2 separate regions of the Homo sapiens genome follow, and region 2 is linked to region 1. Evidence: read pairs that join two places in POLR2A ChIA-PET (ENCODE). Cell type or tissue: MCF 10A. All regions are shown on one strand. Each heading gives the region's core, and the rest is flanking DNA. Links, peaks and the distances in the headings are about the cores only. Region 1 has its middle 11 kb from the start of BIRC3. Region 2 overlaps YAP1 (Yes1 associated transcriptional regulator).

Region 1 (5,394 bases), core at 270-5,269:
ACAACCAGAGCTCAGGTGACTGACAGAGTGAGAACCTATTCATTATGAAGGAGATGGTGCTAAGCCATTCATGAAGGATCTGTCCCATGATCCAATACCTCCCATTAGGTTCCACCTCCAACATTGGGAATTACATTTCAACATGAGATTGGAGGCAACAAACATCTAAACCACATCACCATATATGGATTAATTCCAGTATTAGGTTTCTTAGTGTTAATTCAGGCTAAAGAGTAACAATTAAACAGGAGTAAAGACTGACATATATGTACTGATGTCAAAATGTGTTATTGATGTAACAATTGGCAATTAAAAAATCATACTGATACTTTGCACCACAGTTGTTTGTGGGTGAAGAATAATCTTTGTTTGGAACAGAGGCATTTGATAGGTAAATGTCTGATAAATGGTGGATACCAAAGCCTGGGTGTAGATTGGGACAGTGCTTTACAGAGGAAAAAAAATTACTGTTCTTCAATGAAAGATGAGAAAAGGAGAGTTGAGGTAAGGGAAGGGGAGGAAAAGATAAGAGGATAAAAGAGGAGGAGGGGGGACAAAAGGGGACAGTAGAGGAGGTGAGAAGGGAGAGGGGGAAGAGGAAGAAGAAAGAAGTTGGATGGAGCACTGGAGGAAGAGAGTCAACAAAGGACTTCCTAGAAATGTGCAAGTTATTGTGGGCAGTAAGTGATATGATCAACCCACTGATTCTGTAGAGTCTACGTACTTTGGCTGGTGGAAAATTATGCAAAGGCTGCATTTCACATCTATGTTGGTGCTGGTTGGTCAGCGATAGCATAGATGAAGATTCTTGAGGCGCAGGGGATTATGGACCACATACATTTTCAGTAATTCATAGAAATCTTGGGCATTCCACGTCATGCAACTTGAGCCCAAGGCAACCAAGACCTCAAGGGGCAAGATGGTCTCCAAGTAGCAGCATCCAGGTTATGTAAAAATATGTGTGTGTGTATGTGTGTATGTGTGTGTGTGTGTGTGTGTGTGTGTGTGTTGGGGAGAAAGAGAGAGCACATATGGGGAAGAAAAAGAATTGGAGGATGGAGAGAGAAATCAGTTATGCTTATGAAAAATTCAACTACATTTTTACCTTTAATCCTATAATAGTCACATTTCATGCAAATAAAATATAGAATCTCTTTTAGTTCCCTCCCTGCTTCTGGTTGGTAGTTGCATGTACTGCTCAATATCCCTGGCAAGTAACATTCAGTTATAAGAAACTCAATGCCATTGGGGGAAAGTCCTTTCCATTTGTGAATACTTCTGTGGTTAGGAATTTCTTCACATTGAACTAAACTTTTCATTAAATATGTATTAAGTGTCTACTAAGTGGCAGGCACTATTTTATGTTCTGAGGATACAAAGTCCTTGCTCTTATCAGACTTATCTTCTAGTGGGTACAAATTCTAGATGAATAAAAGATAACTATGATGCCAGATGTTTACACTGAAATACACCTAGCTATACTGTACCAGCAAATACTAAGAAGGAAAATAAATAAGTCTCAGTGTAGAAATATGGACTAAAGACATAAATTTATAAGCATCCAGCTTATAATTTTCTTCAGATGCTGAGTATAAATGGCAATGAGAAAAGCCCCAGGGCACTCCACTATCAATATTCGGGGCAATGTAGGGGGACTAGAAAAGCAGCCAGACAGCTGCAAATTCCAACTTCCATTTCTGTCCTCTAGAGTAGAAATGCTTCTTCAGCAAAAAATCAGTTTTTTCCTTTGAAGATCACCATTCCGCGTTGCATAGTGGAAACTGAGCACTTCTTAACTGTGGTGGGATCAGTTAAGCACTTCCTTCTTACAACTTAAGTGTGATAAAGTGGCAGTGGGACTGAGGATCTGCTGGAGCTTTCCCAGGTAGAAGTGGCAGCAACAGCAACAACCTGCAGGCACTGGCAGGGCAGAGACTACAAGGCAGCAACGCCAGATCAGTGCTAGTGGCAGATGAGACCAGAAACATACACCCGATTGCCATGACAAACATTGTAATGCTGTATTAGCTACTGGAGCTAATTTCTGTATCACTGTGTGGACATAAACAGCAACAGAAGTTGGAAGAGAATGGAACCTGCCCCCTGTTGGCTGAGTCCCACCCCAAATGAATGGTGAAATTAGTAATCATCCCAGCTGGTATAATACTGAATTGTTTGAATGCTGAAACAATTGTTTCAAATCCAACTCAAACTGTTCACTGAGAGCCACTCAGTGTGCCCTGGGGAAAGGGGGGAGGAGTGGGGGGAGGGAGTGGGAAGAGGTAGATGGCCAGTAATGGAACTGTACGCACTCTGTACTCCGCGTACCCTGCCCCACCCCAAGCTGGTATGACTTCAGGTAAACACAAATTATACTATGAATCACATCTCTGCAATTCTATTCTTGAGCTATTTGATGCCCTGATGAGATGCATTTAAACCACAAATCTCAACTGTTGGGATCTGCTTGAATTCTGAGACTATTATCCAATTTACTGGCTATGAAGCCCAGATTTCTGCTACCTATAAAAATGATGCCCAGTGTCCTCAGCCAATCTACTCTTAATCATATTACTAAACATTAAGGAGAGATTTGATATCAGGCCCTGAGGCATCACGTCTTCAGAGACATTGTCCAAATCTTCTGCAGGGAGAAAAGAATCTGTTTAACAAATATCAAGTTGGATTGAACATCAGATGCAATGTGATACTATCATTCAACGTGTTTGTGTCTATTTTACCACAAAAATATTGTGAGAGACTTGCCAAGTGTTTTAATGAAATTCAAACATCTGCAGCCTTACCACCAGTCTCATCGGCTTATCAAAACAGGAAGTGGGTGTGTCGGGCCCAAATTATTTCATTTGAATGCAAGTTATCACCTGGCAATCCCTACTTCGTTATCTAAAAGTTCACATGGCACTCTGACAAATTCATACTAGGATCTTGCTTAAGATGGTTATCAAATGCATTCAGTCTAAATTGTCTGCAGAATCTTCTTTCTTCTCCTTTTTGAAAATTAGAATATTGGCTCATTTTCAGTTCTTCCACTATCTTGTGGGATTTTCAAAAATAATAACGTCTGTGCTTAAGTAATATCTTCTGCAATGTTTTTGAAAGTCTTTGTCCAAGACAAGAAAGAATTACCTAGAACTGCCATTTGCTTTGTAATAGCCTCCTCCTTAATCTTGACCTCTGTTTCCTCCTTACTAATGTTTGCCCCATCCTACTCCCCCAACCTTGCAGAGGAGTCACGCTGGTCTAGGAGAAGCACTAACCAAGTAGCTGCTGCTAGAGGAAGGAACCAAAAAAGCTGAAGCCAGAACACGATAGTCTGATTTAATTGAGAACAGTGAGGGTCAATGAGTCTGAGCTAACGTCCACCAGAAGGGTCGAGAGTCAATTCACAGCAAACAGTGAGAAGATAAAAGTCAGGATTCAAAAGCAAGCCAGGACCAGTCATGTATGGTACAAAGCTGTTGTATTAAATATGATAGCTACTAGCCACATGGGTGTTTCAGCACTTGAAATGTGGCTAGCACCACTGAGAAAATAAATTTTTAATTTCAGTTTAATTTTTATTTATATTTAAATTAAAATTGAACCAATGTAAGATATTTTTGCATTAATACAACTCCATTGGTTTGATAGGGCTACATTTCACTTTTACTGTTGCATCATGTAAAATGTCATTGTGACATTGTTCTGTGCATTATGCACACATGTGTCATATCATATAAACACTTACCAGTCTAGTTGGTGTCCACAAAATTATTTAAGTGATTTTTCCTATGCACCCATGTAACATTGTAACATGATTATTTGAATGTTTTATGCAGGTTGCACTAGTTAAATTGATACCTATATACATTGTAATTGGTAATTAAGTAAAAATGCTTATATTATAACAGAATTATATTTTGTTCTAATTTTAAAAGCAAGTATGGGAAAAAATTTAAGTTTAAAGCTAAGATATACTAGTGATGTAGAATAAAATGGTGATGCAGAGCCTACCAGTACTACAACTAGAACAGAAAAGAAAAAAAAAAAGACTGGAAGAAGATATGTCTTGAATTTTGCAATGAATGGAAATTGCAATTTGTTGTGGCAGAGCGAAACAAAAAAGCTGTTTGCTTGTTGTATACAAACTTTTAAAAGATATTAAAGTAGACAATATTAGAGATATTTTCAGACACTACATAGCAAATTTGATGTTTCCTTTCAACAGTCAAAAAATAATTGAAAAGAATAGATTTAGTCACCTGAAATCTGAAATAAATCTCTAACAAAAAATATTTTTGAAGGTTTCAAATGTACTTTATTTTTTCAATACTGCCATATTTTAATGGGTTCACAGTCCTTTTACTTGGCATAAATTGAGTTGGTTTTGAAACAATTCAGTATTATACCAGCTGGGATGATTTTTTATCTCTCCATTCATTTAGAGTGAGATTCTAGCAACAGGGGGGCAGGTTCCATTATCTTCCAATTTATGTTGCTGTTATGTCCACACAGTGATACAGAAATTAGCTCTACTAGCTAACACAGCATTACTGTATTTGTCATAGCAATCAGGTGTATGTTTCTGGTGGCTATGCTTTGTTGTTAATTGCTAAATGCTTCAAACTAGAAAGTGATTTAGTGTGTTTTTGGCCAAGGGAAGCATCGCGAAACTGAAGCTAGAACAGCGGCAACTGCAGTTGCTGGCTTGGTGCAACTTCGCTTCACATACCCTTGTTTCAATTTTTTTTTTTTTTTTCTCCTGAGACGGAGTCCCACTCTGTCGCCCAGGCTTGAGTGCAGTGGGACGATCTCAGCTCACTGCAATCTCCGCCTCCGGGGTTCAAGCAATTCTCCTGCCTCAGCCTCCCGAGTAGCTGGGATTACAGGCGTACGCCACCATGCCTGGCTAATTTTTGTATTTTTAGTAGAGACGGGGTTTCCACCATGTTGGCCAGGATGGTCTCCATCTCCTGACCTCAGGTGATCCATCCGCCTTGGCCTCCCAAAGTGCTGGGATTACAGGCATGAGCCACCATGGCCAGCCCCCCAATTTTTTTTTAAATTATGCTTAACAGGATCTGGGCTTGTAACTTTAGGTGGTGATTAAATGGCTTGGATTCTGGCATACAAAAAAAACCCATGGTGACATGGTAAAATACATTATTATTGTAGTTATGGAAATTTAGTTAGAAAATTATTAGGAAAACAGTAAAAATGATATTTCACAAAAAGTAAAATATTTTAAATTATGCCACCAAACAGTTGCCCATAGCCTACAAGCCCCTTTTAAGAATATCAAAGATAATTGATTAAAATTTTGAAAAATTGCAAGTACTTTACCTTTAGATAAGTCATGCCCAATTAATATTTTGGATATGTTTCATCTCAAAG
Region 2 (5,394 bases), core at 248-5,247, 170 kb before region 1:
TACTGGGATTACAGGCATGAGCCACTGCACCGGGCTCATTTTTCTATATTCGAAAAGTTTCATATATATGTCTTTAATCTTCTCAGAATTGACTATGTATATATGAGTGTAGGAGTTTTTTTCTCAGATGGATATCCAGTTTTCCTAGGACGATTTACTGAAAAGTTCACTCCTCACTGATTAGTGATTGCACTTCTGTCCGTAATAGTTGCATAGATCTGTTACTGTATTCTGTTTGTTGTCTGTCGCTGTGTCAGTAGCACTGTCTTAATTACTAAAACATTAGAATATGTCTTGATAGTAGAGGAAGTCCTTTTATCTTGTCTTGGCTGTTCTTTGTTGTAGTCAGATAAATTTAAGAATTGGCTTGTAAAGTTCCGCAAAGGACCTCTTGAAATTCTGAGATTGCAATGAACCTATAGAAAAATTTGGAGAATTGGTATCTTTACATTAAGTCTTCTAGTCTATGACAATGGTAAAAACATCTGTCTCCTTTGCCCTTTAATGTAAATGTTTCTATAATCTGAAGATGGAACTAACAAGATCTGGGTTGAAACCTCAGTTCTGCTTCTTACTGCCTTAGGACCTGAGGCAAGTCACATAAACTCTCTAAACTTTAGTTTTCTTATCTATAAAATAAGTGGTAATACCTACTAAGCAGAGTTACTAAGAGAATAGGGTATCATGTTAAAACCCTGAGTGTAGAAACTAGTGCATAATATCTCTTAGTGAATGGAATTAATATACTACATCTCTCTCTCCTTAAAGTTTGTGGGATATTCAGTTTTAAACTGGGTGCCATATAATGTTTTAATATCCTTGTTAACAAATTTATCAAAATCACATATATGGGTAGAATTTAGGTGATGGGTATATGAATGTTCGCTGTACAAGTCTTCCAATTTTGCTGTATGTGAAGAATTTTCATAAACTTTTGAGAAAAAGACAACATATATGAAAAATATAGAATGCTTAAAAGACTTTGCTGCCTCTCCCTGCTCCATGTGAAATCACAGTAAAGCCAAGTTAAATCTGACTTTTTAGGTTAAATGTTTTATTGAAACTATTAGCACACACATGCTCTTGTGGGTTGATTTAGTTCTAAATATTTCACGTTATTAGAGTCATTGACTTTTTTTTTTTTTTTTTAAAGTCATGGAGTTCCTTTTCTCAATATCATTAACCTTGTAAGATCTTCTAAAAGTGTTTACAACACAGCTTATAATTAACTGATTTTTGGAGAGGTGGAAGGGAACTAAGTTCTTTTTTTTTTCTTTTTTTAAATTTCCGAGATGGAGTCTTGCTCTGTCGCCCAGGCTGGCGTGTTGTGGTGCTATCTCAGCTCACTGCAGCCTCCGCCTCCCGAGTTCAAGCAATTCTCTTGCCTCAGCCTCCTGAGTATCTGGGATTACAGGCGCGTGCCACCACGCCTGGCTAATTTTTGTATTTTAGTAGAGACAGGGTTTCGCCATGTTGGCCAGGCTGGTCTCAAACTCCTGACCCTGTGATCCGCCTGCCTTGGCCTCCCAAAGTGCTGGAATTATAGGCATGAGCCACTGTGCCCAGCTGATAGGGAACTAAGTTCTTTGGTGCATTGGTTATCTTTTGCTGCATTAACTGACTATGGAAAAAATTAGTGGCCTAAAATAATAATTCTGTCATTCGAGTTGGGCTCAGCTGAGCAGTTCTTCTGCTGATACTGCCTGAAGTCACTCATGCATCTGTATCTGGGAGCTATACTGGGGCTGGAGGGTCTAGGAAGGTCTCTCACTCAAATGTCTGGTGCCAGCTCATCTGGGCCTTTCTTTTCACGTTTTCACCATTCATCTGTTTAGTCCAGGCTTCCTTAGGTGTTGCTGGGAACATTCCAAAAGGGGGAAGGTGGAAGCTTTAAGGCCTCCTGAGGCCATTGTACAATTTCACTTCTACCACATTCTGTTGTAGATTAGTTTAGGCATGAACTGAAATGGAAAATTTAGCAGAAATGGATCCTGGATTTTCTGGTACCCGTGTTTCGTTTAATTACTTTGTTGCTTTCTCTCCCTCCCTGAGTTCAATTAAGTTGAGAAAAGTGTTCATTGTTATTACTGATGGATTAGACTTTATTTGCTCTTCATTGAATGTTTCAGTTAATTTACAGACTAGTAAATTATCTGAGTCATCAAGTTATGTACGTGTATGTGGGTATCTATATACATAAATATAGATAAAATAATGCAGGAGGCGAATACTTGCAGTGGCTTTAGGATGATTGTTATATTCCTGTGGTTCCTGCTTCCCAGAAATGTTTTCTGTGATTACATCACACGTGTCCAGGTTTCTTATGAATGAACACTTAAGGAGCACTGCTTCACTGGAGGGTAATTAACACATTCTCAGACATTTAATTTCAAAAGCAAAGCATATATGTCTTTCTCTAAAGGCCCATGAAAACAAGTTTTTTTTTTTTCTCTTCATGAAATTGAGTGATTATAAAAACTGATTTAATCCATTGTAATTTTTTGTTATCCAAAAGTTGATTTTAAACAGTGAATCAGATTTCGGCACTGTGATTCATACTCCCAAAATGAGTAACATGATTAGCAGGATATTCCTAGTTGTTCTCTTGACTTAAAAAAAAAAAAAGTCCATGGTGACTCCTCCATTTTTGGTAGTGGAGTTGTATTGGGTCTATGAAGAGGCTTTGCGAGAAAAAAGAGCAGCTATTTATGGAGCATTTCCTCAGGCCTGCAATTTGAAGCTATTATAGCAAAGTTGCTGAGCAAGTCCGTGATTGCAGGCCAACAGTCATTCAAGCCCCCATCCTGCAGTCTGTGTGGAGTGAGTTCAAAACTACTGCTGTGCAAAGTTTTCCCTCTGCAGTGTTTATCAGTTGCCTACTTTGTAAAGAGCAAGGGTTTCAGGCATTCTAAACCCGCTTTGTTAACTGGTAGATTATTAAGCAGTTACAGGATATAAGCTAGTTTTTGGGTGTTCGGGAGATTGTTCAGCATTTAAGAATACAATGATTCCCCCATCCCCTACTCCCTTTTAGTTACTTAAAATCAAACCATCTTATCATAAAATGCAGATTTTATGCAGATTTTTCCAGCAGTTTTACTTACGCTTATAAAAACAGATGTTGGGTTGTCTGTCAAAGGAATTATATCCTGTAGACCTGGAATCTGTGTTTGAGGGGAATTTGATTTTAGATTGTAGATTGCTTTGTTGCCTACCTATGAAAACATCATTTATTTTTGTGTAGGGTTTTGTGAGCTTTTTTTTTAAATGGTGACAGAAAATGAAAATAGCCTAATTGTGTTTTTTATCATCAAAGGATGAAATTGGCTTATCTGAATTTGGCTGGAAAATTTGATTTGGTATCAGCAAATGATGAACTGAAAATCAATGAGCTTTAATCTGCTCTGGATAATATTAACAGGGGTTTATCCTAAATAGGACTCTTCTAACCTGTGAATCTTAGAACCTTTCCACTTTTTGGTGTCAAAGTTTTAAAGCATAGTAGCTTTTCTGTATATATAGTCTGATAGTGTAAAAAAAATTGGGTGTTGTTGCATGTTATTCTCTGTCCCTGTAAAAAAAAAAATCTGTATTTTTCCATTGTTCTGGAAAAAATTCAATTTCAAGGAAAATTTTATATAGCTACTAGAAAATTAGTTTTTAGCAATATCTATGATTTTCATTTCAAGAAAGCAACAATTGATAGGAATTATGTTTTGAGGATTGAAATCTACTCTAAATTGAAAGTGTTCACATTTAATATAATAATCTAGGATATTTAAAAGTCATATGGGCATTCTATAAAAGAGAAGTATTTCTTAATCTGTTTCAGTACCCCCCATGCCAACAAAACTACGCATGATAGCAACACACACTAAAAAGAGAAAGAACAGTGTCATTAAAGGATGTCCCCCAGATTACTAGGCCTTTTAAAAATGACATCTTAGGCCTGGCGTGGTGGCTCACACCTGTAATCCCAGCACTTTGGGAGGCCAAAGCGGACGGATCACGAGGTCAGGAGTTTGAGACCAGCCTGGCCAACATGGTGAAACCCTGTCTCTACTAAAAATACAAAAATTAGCCGGGCGTGGTTGTGCGCACCTGTAATCCTAGCTACTTGGGAGGGTGAGGCAGGAGAATCACTTGAACCTGGGAGGTGGAGGTTGCAGTGAGCTGAGATCGTGCTGTTTCACTCCAGCGTGGGCAATAGAGTGAGATTCCATTTCCCAAAAAAAAAAAGACATCTTAATCCCTACGTTCTCTTGGGTTTCAGTAAGATTGGGTGAAATAGTGAGTTTCTTAACTGTGGCAGTTACAACTGAGAGAAATTTTCTAGTTCTGTTACATAAATTGAAATTGAGGACATTTCTATTTCACTGAATGGTGGCTTTTGGGAAGTGGTCCTTAGATGTTGTTGCCTCACCTTTGTGCCTCACCCCCATCTTTTCCGGAACGATTTAAATGAAATATACATTCCCTTAAGATTCAGCTCAGGTGTTAATTCCTCTAGAGAGTCTACCTAGATTTTTCCTGTCCAAAGTCTGCCTTGGGAGTCCCTCATGGCCTTTCACAACTACACTGCATTGGGAATATGAGTTTTCACTTTGGACTTGATATTGTGTCTTGTGTGCCTAGCATAGAGATGCAGCACAATATGAATGCTCACCAAAAAGAAGTTGAGAACTATTTTCGTGTTCCCAGTCATTTCAGAAGCATTGACTTATTTTTACCTGTTTTGGTGTCTTTATAAAGCTTCAGCACCATGCTCAGAGGTATGGGACAAGGATTGAGAGCAATGCAGTCCCTGTCCTCGGTTAGGAGGCAAGGTGGGTGCAATGGTAAGAAGTGGTATGAAAAAATATCCAGTTGGCGCTAAACAATGTGGTAAGCCCTAAGTAATGTAGCTTAGGAACTCAGGAAAAAAAGAGAGACTTACTTCTGTGTTGGAATTCTTGGAGAAGTTTGGTCTTTGGTTGTATTTGAAAGATGGATAAGAATAGACAGAATAGGATTTTATTCTGTATTGAATCCTTTTGTTGACTTTGCTTTATCTGTCATGGTTTTATAACAACATGTAATTTTAGTATTTCTGCATTTGGTTAAAAAAATTTCCTCTCATTTGAATTTTAGGTGCCTGATTGCTTATTCTCCTCCACTAGATGTGGTAAGGCCCATTGGACCCACCATTGTGTCTTATGCACTTAGCATAGTTTGTCTGGTATGCAATAGATATTTGAGAATGTGGTGTGCCAGCTGATTTACTGACTGAATTCTGGAGCATTGTTTTCCTCATTTGTAAAATTCGGGGATTGGAATATGTGATTCGTAAGAACTTTTGCAGCTCTAAAATGCTGTGAAATTCAATAGATTTCCTGTGAATTCTCAAGTCTATAT

The links. Peaks named below come from ENCODE experiments on the same cell type or tissue, not always from the same donor. Only the 100,000 strongest peaks of a DNase experiment are listed, where the experiment ranks them.
Region 2: POLR2A ChIA-PET joins it to region 1 with 5 read pairs; 2 of 35 experiments call an interaction of 5 or more read pairs at or near these places.

What each region holds. Positions count from the first base shown.
Region 1 is chr11:102,304,133-102,309,526 of GRCh38, forward strand. No RefSeq gene overlaps it. Among named protein-coding and RNA genes, the nearest start is that of BIRC3, 11 kb to the right of the region's middle. In MCF 10A, for the core only: a CTCF peak has its summit at 2,120 (motif pointing left); a DNase peak (open chromatin) is centred at 2,269.
Region 2 is chr11:102,136,617-102,142,010 of GRCh38, forward strand. All of the region lies in intron 2 of YAP1 (Yes1 associated transcriptional regulator), which reads left to right. Among named protein-coding and RNA genes, the nearest start is that of YAP1-DT, 29 kb to the left of the region's middle. In MCF 10A, for the core only: no CTCF peak of the experiment used is centred there; DNase peaks (open chromatin) are centred at 2,305 and 2,585.